Regions from separate parts of the Homo sapiens genome. Here region 2 is linked to region 1. A link is an interaction called in ENCODE POLR2A ChIA-PET data of the cell type or tissue named here. Cell type or tissue: Panc1. All regions are shown on one strand.

Region 1 (5,000 bases):
TCTGCTATCATGGCAAATGTTCTGGTGCCCCATGCCCTGGGAAAAGGTGGCGAAGGATGACCTTCATCAGCTATCCTGGGGCAGGGGAAGGAAGGCTTTGGAGCCAGTCACATCACATGCTAATCACAGCTCCGTCACTCACGAGTTGTGGGACTTTGAGCTTAACCCCTCTTGTTCCTTAATTTCCTCATCTGTAAAGTGGGCTTGGAATACTTGCCTTGAAGGATTGAGTCTTGCCTATGACCATTGAGATGAGAGCGTGGGGACCAACATCTAACTCAATATATGCTGTTGCTATTGTTAAAACTAAGAACTTGGTATACAGTTGGAGCTCAATAGGCTATTTTCTTTCATTTACTTAGCAAACATTTGCTGAGTACCCAGAGGAATCAGAGTCTGTGACAGGCACTGAGGGGACGCAAAAAGGGGGAAGACATGGATCTTGCCCTCAAGTGAAGATGATGATGGTGATGAAGACAATGGTGATGATGTTGGTGGTGGTGGTGAAGATGCTAGTAATGAGGATGGAGGTGTCAGTGATGGTGGTAATGACAGAGATCATGTTAGCACTGTTATTGCTCATAATGATGATGGTCTTGATGATGATGATGGTCTTGGTGATGATGACGGTGATGATGGTGGTGGTGATGGTGTTGATGGTGTGGTAGTGATGGTAATGATGATGGTTATGGNGATGGTGGTGGTGATGACAGTAATGGTATTGGTGATGATGGTGACGGTGGCGATGGCGGTGATGATGGTGATAGTGATGATGATAATGATGGTGATGTGATGATGGTGATGATGATGGTGATGGTGATGATGATGATGGTGATGGTGATAGTGACGATAATGATGGTGATGGTGGTGGTGATGATGGTGATGGTGCTGATAGTGGTGATGATGGTGGTTGTGGTGACAATGATGATGGTGGTGAAGGTGATGATGGAGGTGATAGTGATGGTGATGATGGTGGTGGTGATGATGATGATGGTGATAATGATGATAGTGATGGTGATGGTGGTGGTGATGATGATCATGGTGATGATGGTGATGATGATAGTGGTGATGATGGTGGTTGTGGTGACAATAGTGATGATGGTGGTGTTGGTGAAGGTGATGATGGTGGTGAAGGTGATGATGGGGCTGATGGTGATGGTGGTGATGATGATGGTGGTGGTGACAGTAATGATAATGACGGTGATAGTGATGATGGTGATGATGGTGGTGGTGGTGAAGGTAATGATGGTGATGATAATAGTGGTGGTGATGGTGGTTGTGGTGACGATTATGATGGTGGTGATGATGATGATGATGATGAAAATGGTTATAGTGATGATGATCGTGGTGATGATGGTGATGATGATGGTGATGATGGTGATGATGATGGTGATGATGGTGATGATGATGGTGATGATGGTGATGATGATGGTGATGATGGTGGCCTCACATTTATCAGCATTTACTTTATACCAGGGCTTGTAAACTTATTGTCTACATTATCTTAATTGTAACACATAGTAGACTGTGGGGGAACACCAGAATGTTGCAGATTTCTGCAGGGGGCACTGTCACCATGTGTGTATGGCTGGTTGGAAGAGGTAGAGGAGGCTTTAGTGAGGAGGCAGAACTCAATCTGGGAAGGGTTTGGCAGTCTCAGCCTGGTAGCTTGTGTGGCGGCATTGCCTCTGCCATGATAAGGTAAATGGAACCCTTGGACTCCCTCACTTACCCCGACCACAGATGTAATTGCAAAGGACTCCAAGGCTGGTGAGGACACCTGCAACCACACTCAGCCCTGAAGCCATACCAGCACCATGGAGTGGACCCGCTCCTGGTCAGGACCCTCTGGCAGCAAGTGGCAGAAAACCCAGCCCAAATGGACCAGCTGAGAAAAGGCAGTGCTTGGCTCACATAACTGGAAAGCCCAGGCACAGCCGAGGGCTTCTGCTGGCCGGCTCCAGGGTTCTTTCCCAGCAGAGCCCTGCCCCTGGCAGCAGGAAGACAGCTCCCCCATGCTAGCCTCATGCCCGCCACCTCCTGGTCCAGCAGCAGATGGGTGCTTGGCCCCTTCTGACAGTCCCAGAAGACATGACTGACCACTGGCTCCAGTGGGTCCCATGTCCATCCCAGCAGCCAGGAATGTAGAGCTCTGATTGGATGGGCTTAGCTGTGGGCCACCCAGGAGCCATGGGTGGAGCCAACACCAGGCCAATCCCCAGAAGACAAGTAGAGCAACATAAACCAGAAAAGGCTGGATGTTGGGAGTTGAACACAACTAATATCTGGCACACAGGCCTAGCTTCCATCCTGCAGACAGGAAAATTGATGCCTGGAGGTCTGCTCGAGATTACTCAGCTAATGATTAGCTGGGCTGAGACTCGACTCATGGATCCCAAAATAATGCTATTTCATTTTCCCCACATGCAATCGGAAAATCAAATTTGAAAATTGATACCATTTGAAATAACATCGTAAAACATCAAATATCCAGGAATAAACTCATGAAACATGTGCAAGCCTTTTTATTCACTCATTTATTTATTTATTTTTGAGATGGAGTCTCACTCTGTTGCCCAGGCTGGAGTGCAGTGGCGTGATCTTGGCTTGCTGTAACCCCCGCCCCTTGGGTTCAACGGATTCTCCTGTCTCAGCCTCTCAAGTAGATGGGATTACAGGCTCCTGCCACCACACCCAGTTTATTTTTGTATTTTTTAGTAGAGATGGGGTTTCACCACATTGGCCAGGCTGGTCTTGAACTCCTGACCTCAAGTGATCCGCCTGCTTTGGCCTCCCAAAGTGCTGGGATTACTGGCGTGACTCACTGCGCCCAGTCTATACAAGACTTTTATGTAGAAAATGGCACGACATCACTAAGTGAAATTAAGACCTAAATAAGTGTGGGGCCATATTCATGGACTGGAAGACTCTAATGGAAAGACGTTGATTCTTCTCAGATTGATCTCTGGATTAAACACAATTTCAGTCTAAATCCCAGCAGCTTTTTTTTTTTTTTTTTTTTTTTTTTGGAAATCAACAAGCTAACAAGCTGATTCTAGAATTTGTGTGGAAAAGCAAGGAACAATAATAGCCAGACAAAATAAAGGAAGAACATGCTGGAAGGCTTCCACCACAAGATATTGTGACTTCCTGTGAGGTTAAAGTAATGAAAACAGTGATATTGGCACAGGAATAGATAGACCAAAGTAACAAGATTTGGAGTTCAGAAATAAATCTGTACATATGCAGTCACCTGGTTGATGACAAAGGTGCCAATGAATTATTGCAGGGGAAATGATAGTATTTTCAGTAAACGCTGCTGGATCAACTGAGTACTGAATGTTGAACCCTGCTTAACATCATACTCAAAACTCAATTTCGGAATCTTAGCTCTAAGTGTGAAAGGTAAAATAACAAAGCATCCAGAAGGTAACACAAAAAATATATCTGTGGTCTTGGAATAGGCAGTGATTTCTTAAACATGGCACAAGACACTAGTTATAAAGGAAAAGACTGATAAATAAAAGTGCACTAAAATTAAAATCATCGGTTCACCAGTAGACACCATTAGAGAGTGAGATGCAAACCACAAGTTCTGTTCCTGCTAATGGCCAACTAGCCCCTTCCAGACCAGCCTGCATGCAGGTAATAACTATCAACTGCAGACAAAATACCAGAAAACAACGACTCAGAGGTGCTGGAGAGGGAATAAAGGCAGGCTGATGTTGGAGGGGCATCTGCACATGGAAAAAAGGATGAGTATTTGTGGTGTTTTCTGGGTTTTACAGCTTTTGGTCTGAGAGATGACTCTAATGTCTGCCACGTGGGACAGCTAAAACTCTGATGCAAAACCTGTGGTCTTGCTGGGTGGAAAAACCAGAAGACAGAGTTTAGGGCAGCTACAGACACTGAAAACTGAGGAGAGGAGATCTTAAATAGGAGAGACCAACATGGGAAAAATCTTGTATTTAAACTTTGCCAGGACATCTGGCTGACTCCCCCAAGCCACACATGCATGGGGTAGACCCCAGGCAGTCTGGCTGGGGCTAAATAATTGGAATCAAGATTTGAGCTGTCATCCACAACAGAGGAGACAGAGTTTTCTTTCACTTTGAGTTTATCCAACTTAAATGCTTGCTGTCTGGAGGCATCACTCTTTGGAGGCACACAGCAGAATCTAAAGGTTCTAAAATATGTCACTCACAATGTCCAGAATAAAATCTGAAATTACCTGACATGTAAAAACAACAACAACAACAGCAACAAAAACCCAGAAGAATGTGACACTTTCTCAAGTGCAAAGACAATCAACAGAGACCAAGTCTGATATGACCTGGGGGCTAGAATCAACAAAGATTTTAAAAGTAGTTCTTTTACTAGGCTCAAGGTTGTAAAGGAAATTATGCTTGTCACAAATAAAAAAGACAGAAAGCCTCAACAGAAAAATAGAAACTATAAAAAGGAAACAAGTAAAAATCTAAAAGTAAAATATACAATATCTGAAATGAGAAATTTCCTGGATGGGCTCTACAGTAGAATGGAGATGACAAAGAAAAAAATTCATAAGTTTGAACATAGATTAATGGACGTGGTTTAACCCTAGATAAAGATGGAAGTCAAAATTAACAGAGCCTCAGAGACCTACAGGACAATATCAAAAGGTCTGCTATGTGTGTAATTGGAGCCTCAGAAACAAAGGAGGGTGACAATGGGTCAAAAATTATTTGGACAAACAGCAGTTAGGTTTTTCTCCAATTTGGTGAAAGATAAATTTATAGCTATAAGAAAGTCAACAAGAAGCAAGAAGAATATAAAGAAGCTATATTCAGGCATATCATAGTCAAACTTCTGAAAACCAAAGATAAATGGCACCAAAAATCTAGGGGAATAATGATCCAAATTACCACGAAATCCTCATTAAAAACACCAGAAGTCAGAAGACAGTAGAACAACATCTTTAAAGCGATGAAAGAAAAAAAATGTCAACCCAGAATTTTATA
Region 2 (5,000 bases), 180 kb after region 1:
GTTGGGAAGAACCATCACATACCCCCATCAGACCTTTGCTCCCCTTCTCCTTTGTGGGGCTAACACCCAAGCATTACCATCCTTATCCCTCCAGCTCTTACTTCTGGTGCTATCTGGAGACATGCATTTGGGTTGTTACGATCAGAAGTGACAGTGGCAGCTCTGCACTTGGGAAGGTCCAACAGAGGTATAATTGAGTCAGTGCAGCCGACTGTTAGGAGCTACACTTCCTCGAGGCTCCAGAGGCTCTCTACAGAAGGCCAGTGTATAAGCAATGTCCTTTCAGTGTTTTTAGTGAGACATCCTCCCCTCATTGGGGAACATTCTAGACACAAGGTTTGAGAAAGAAGGACCTTCCTTTCCAAAAGGGAAAAAGGAGGCCACATTTGGCTTACTGAGCATCCATTCTAAATGGCATTTGAGGTGCCTCCTACGTGCAGAAGCAGGTAGTGACACAAATGCAGAAGGAGTGGTGCATGGTGCCCACACCGGGGACTAGCATCTAAGGCTGTGCTCCTCAAACTCCACAGAGAGGTGCCCCCGGAATCTCACAGACATGTAGATTCTCGTGCAGTGGATCTGGGCAGGGGGAGGGTCTGCATTTCTAATGGGCTCCCGAGAGCTACAGGGGCAGCTAGCCTGGACTGGGATCCGTGTTCCCAGCCTGGAGACCCGTGGCACTGGCCATCCCTGAGAGTTTGTTTGATACGCAAGTTCTGGGGCATCCCAGACCTCCTGCCTCAGAATCCCTGGCAGTGGTGCCTGGGGACCCAGGTTGAACAGGACTCCCAGAGATTCAGATGCTCTGGCAAGTCTGAGCACCATGGGGGCCAGACCATGGCAACAGCCCATCCAGGAGCTGCACTTCGCCCTTCCTGCATGCTGTAAGATGTCATTAAGCAGCCCATGCCGTCCACTAGGCCAGGCACAGCCTCAGAACCCTCCAGGCAGCAGTCCAGGCCCCCAGGATGACAGTACGACACCCCAGGTCTACACAGACACTAAGGAGACAGCAGATGGTCCCCCAAGATGTGCTAGATGCTACCCAAGTGAGATGCACAGTTACACGGGTGCTCAGTCGGGGAGGGAGCAGCCTGTGGTGCTCTGGGGGAGAGGAGGTGTTGGGGTGTCACAGGAGAGGTGAGACGTGATCTGGACCTTGGAAGGAAAGGAGGAGTTGTCCAGGGCAGCAAGGAAGGGCACCCCAGGCAGGGGTCACGGCACGGGCAGAGGCACAGAGGTGGCAAAGTTCGTTGTTTGCTTGGAAACTGCGTGAATCAGCTTAGGGCCAGGCCCTGAGCTCCAAAGTGGAGATGGGGTTATGGGAGGAGAACTGGGGAGCAGGGGAGCCAGGAGGCTGGTGTGAAAGACAGGGCCCGGGATGCATCCCAGGAAAGCCCCTGCCCACCCGCTTTTCTTCCCAGGCCCCTTTCCTGAGACCCTGCTGGGGAAAAAGAGACAACAGCACAGGAGGAGGAGAGGGCAGTCAATGTGATTTCAGACACTCCAAGATAAACAGGGAAACTAAGAGTTGAGACTCGTTACATTGGCCATGGGAAAAATCACCATTAGGCACTGCATTTTAATACAGCATTCTGTCTGGTTTTGATTTCACAGATGTAAAAAAAAAAAAAAAAAAATGCAGGCAATCTGGAATTAAGTTGGACTACTTCAAACTGTTTCTATAAACCACATTTGGGATTCTTCCAGCGTTTCTGAGATTCAATTTACAGAGATTTCTTCAAGTCAAAAAAAATAAATAAAAAAGAAAGAAAAAAACAACCTAAATACCCTCTGTGGGGAGCAGTTGTTGGGGTCCCGGCTGGTGCCATGTTCCCACAAGGGGCCTCCCTGTCCTACTGTAATTGGCGTAATTCACACTGTTCTGATTACAGAGGGCCTGTGAGATGTTGCGTTTAGGAGCCATTCCGGAGGTTTTCCTTCCTGTATGCAATTTCATCTGCATTTTTATCAGCGAGAATTTTGCTGTTAATAGAACGTGTGTTCTCATGCTGACCATGAAACTGAAGTCACACACCTGGGCAGGTGCTGGGCCCACACGTGCTAGGTTCTGCGGGGTCCGGTCGGACCTGGGAGGCCTAGCTTGGAGGCGGCTTTCCTAGGCCACCCCAGGCAAAGAAGAGCTGCTTCAGGGTCCCCAACCTGCGCCACCCGCTCAGGGCTCCCCCCACCAGGTGAGCTGGACCCTGGGGGTCTCCACAGACACCTCAGCTAGTCCTGACCTGCTGGCCAGACGCCCACCAGCCCTGCCTTCCAGAGGGCCCCGCTACATCGTCTTCATACCCCGGGGCCTCCCAGCCGCCCCACCTGCAGGGCTGCTAGAACTTTCTCCCGAGACAAAGCCTGCCATTGTGCCTCCCTGGAGCCCGTCTCTGCAGTGGGGGGCAGGGTGTGTTGAGCGTCCCGGGTCCAGTGTCTCCGGCGTGTCCTGCATCTCGGCAGCCAGCTCCTCTGCAGCTCAGGCCCCGTGAGTCACAGCCGCTTCCTCAAATGCTTTGGCTGACCGCATCCCCCCGCCCCGCCAGAACCCTGGATGCCGGAGCCCTCCCAGCGAGAGCCGTGTTTATTTTACTTTACATACATTTTCCAACACGGAGCGGCTTGCACACATGCAGCTCTTAGGCCCGGGCCGCACGTCTCAGAAGCCCCGTGTGCGACTTTGACCGCCGCACGATCCTCTGCCGGGGGAGGTGGGCCCGCTGCGCTTTGGGAGCACCCGCGCCCGACACTGAGGTCTCGGTGCTGTGTTCGGCCTCTTCGTCCCTGCGGGTCCCCTCTGGGAGCAGAGGCGGTCGGAAAACCCTGGGGCTGAAGTGCAGGCTTCGGGAGGACGCGACCTGCCAAGATCAGCTCCCGGCACGTGATGGGAGCCTGGCTCACCTTCCCCCAGCGCACGATGGGCCGCAGCCTCCCCGGTCGGCCTGGCCTGCTGGAAAGGAGCAGCTCTGTTTCCAGAGGCTTCTGGCGAAGCCCACGGCCTCCCATTGTTGGCTGATTTATAAGGAAAGAGGGGAAAGGCCAAGTGTGGATGCCATTAGCATAACCTAATCCAGACCCCATGACAAGTCCAGGATCCTGCAGGGAGAGGGCATCCTTGAACGTGAAGGACTGGCTTTGGAAACTTGGCCTCCCGGAAGAAAGGTCTCCGGGCCCACCCACACCCACCTTGTGGACGCCCCCGCAGTCGAATACACTCCACAGGAAGACGGACCACAAACAGCAGCAGCCTCCGGTGTCGGCCCAGTGATCCGGGAGCTCAGAGTGTAGGTACCTGACGGCTTGACTCGTCCCCAGGACAAGGCCTGTGAGAGGGAGGGGGGCACTCTGAGTGTGCGAATGTGTGAGTGTGTGTGTCTGGGCACGAGTGTGTATGCGTGTGTGTGTGCATGTACTATATTCACATGTGTGAGAGTGTGAATGTGTGTGTCTGTGGGTCTGCGCACATAAGTGTGTGTGTGCATATACTATATTCACGTGTGACTGTGCAAATGTGAGTGTGTCTGTAGGTCTGGGCACGTGTATGCGTGTGTGTGCGAGTACTATATTCACATGTGTGAGTGTGCGAATGTGTCTGTGGGTCTGGGCACACGAGTGTGTATGCGTGTGTATGCATGTACTATATTCACGTGTGTGAGTGTGCGAATGTGTCTGTGGGTCTGGGCACATGAGTGTGTGCATATACTATATTCACATGTGTGAGTGTGCAAATGTGAGTGTGTCTGTAGGTCTGGGCACATGTGTATGCATGTGTGTGCGAGTACTATATTCACGTGTGTGTGAGTGCGAATGTGAGTGGGTGTGGGTCTGGTCACATGTATGTATGCATGTGTGCATGTATTATAGTCATGTGAGTGTGCAAATGTGTGAGTGTGGGTCTGGGCACACAAGTGTGTATGCATGTGTTTCTATTGTATTCATGTGAGTATAAGTGCAAATGTGTGTGTGTTCTCTGCACACACAAGTGTATAGGTATGTTTGTGTGTGCATGCATTGTATTCATGTGAGTGTATGTGAATGTGTGACTGTGAGAGTTTGAGTGTGCCTGTGTGTCTGGCTATACTAGTGCGTGCCTGTGTTCGTGTGCATCAGTCTGGGTGTGCCCGTGTGTGAATGTGAGTGTCTATGCGTGGGTGTCCCAATATGTGTGTGCCTGTGTATCCATGTCTGGGTGTGCCTGTGAGTGTGAGTGTGCACATGGGTGTCTGGATATGTGAGTGCTTGTGACTACCTGTGTGAGTACCCATGTCTAGGTGTGCCCGTGGGTGTGAGTGTCTGTGCGTGGGTGTCTGGATACGTATGTGCCTGTATGAGTGTGTATCCATGTCTGGGTGTGCCCACGGGTGTGAGTGTGAATATGTAAGTCTTGCGTGTGCATGAGTGTGTTCACATGAGTGTGAGGGTCTGTGCATAACAGCCTATTGTGTGAGTGTGTGCATGTGGATTGCATTTATGTGAGTCCGTGTCTGTGCACGCACGTGTCCCCGCACAAGCCAGCCCGAGAGGGAGTGTCCCCTGAACACACCCTGGCAGCACTTGCAGCGTGACGAGGTTGAGGGAATGTGTCGCTGAGGTCGTAAATGCCTCTCGCACGTCCCAACACGCTGGAGCAACAGCAGCCCGTGACGCCGGCCGTGCAGCCGTGAAGTCCGTGGAGCGTCCCTAATCACTGGGGGTTCTGCTTTGCGGCGACAGCGGTGCTACTCACAGCTCCAGAACTCTGCAGCTTCCCCCCTGAAACGGGAACGGGAAGGTGGCGCGGGCGTCCACACCTCGAGCCACAGCCGGCGGGAGGCACAGGCTGGCAAAACTGCCTCTCAGTAGTGAGAAGAGACAAACAAACCGAACGCCAGGAGCAGAGGAAACGAAGACGATGTGGCCAAGAAAAATTGCATTTTTCTTTCCAGTTTTGCTAAAATAGCCTTCTCATTGGCTGCGGCTTTGGAGGTGGCAGAAATCATACGTTTAATCACGGCGCCCTC

The links. Peaks named below come from ENCODE experiments on the same cell type or tissue, not always from the same donor. Only the 100,000 strongest peaks of a DNase experiment are listed, where the experiment ranks them.
Region 2: POLR2A ChIA-PET joins it to region 1 with 12 read pairs; 2 of 35 experiments call an interaction of 5 or more read pairs at or near these places.

The regions. Positions count from the first base shown.
Region 1 is chr16:88,362,518-88,367,517 of GRCh38, reverse strand. It overlaps a transcript of ZNF469 not described here. Among named protein-coding and RNA genes, the nearest start is that of ZNF469, 18 kb to the left of the region's middle. In Panc1, no CTCF peak of the experiment used is centred here; no DNase peak of the experiment used is centred here.
Region 2 is chr16:88,184,356-88,189,355 of GRCh38, reverse strand. It overlaps LOC105371401 (a long non-coding RNA gene), which reads left to right and starts at 2,597. Exons shown (of 2, transcript NR_188674.1): 1 at 2,597-3,284. It also overlaps a transcript of ZNF469 not described here. RefSeq lists an enhancer at 1,666-2,473. In Panc1, no CTCF peak of the experiment used is centred here; no DNase peak of the experiment used is centred here.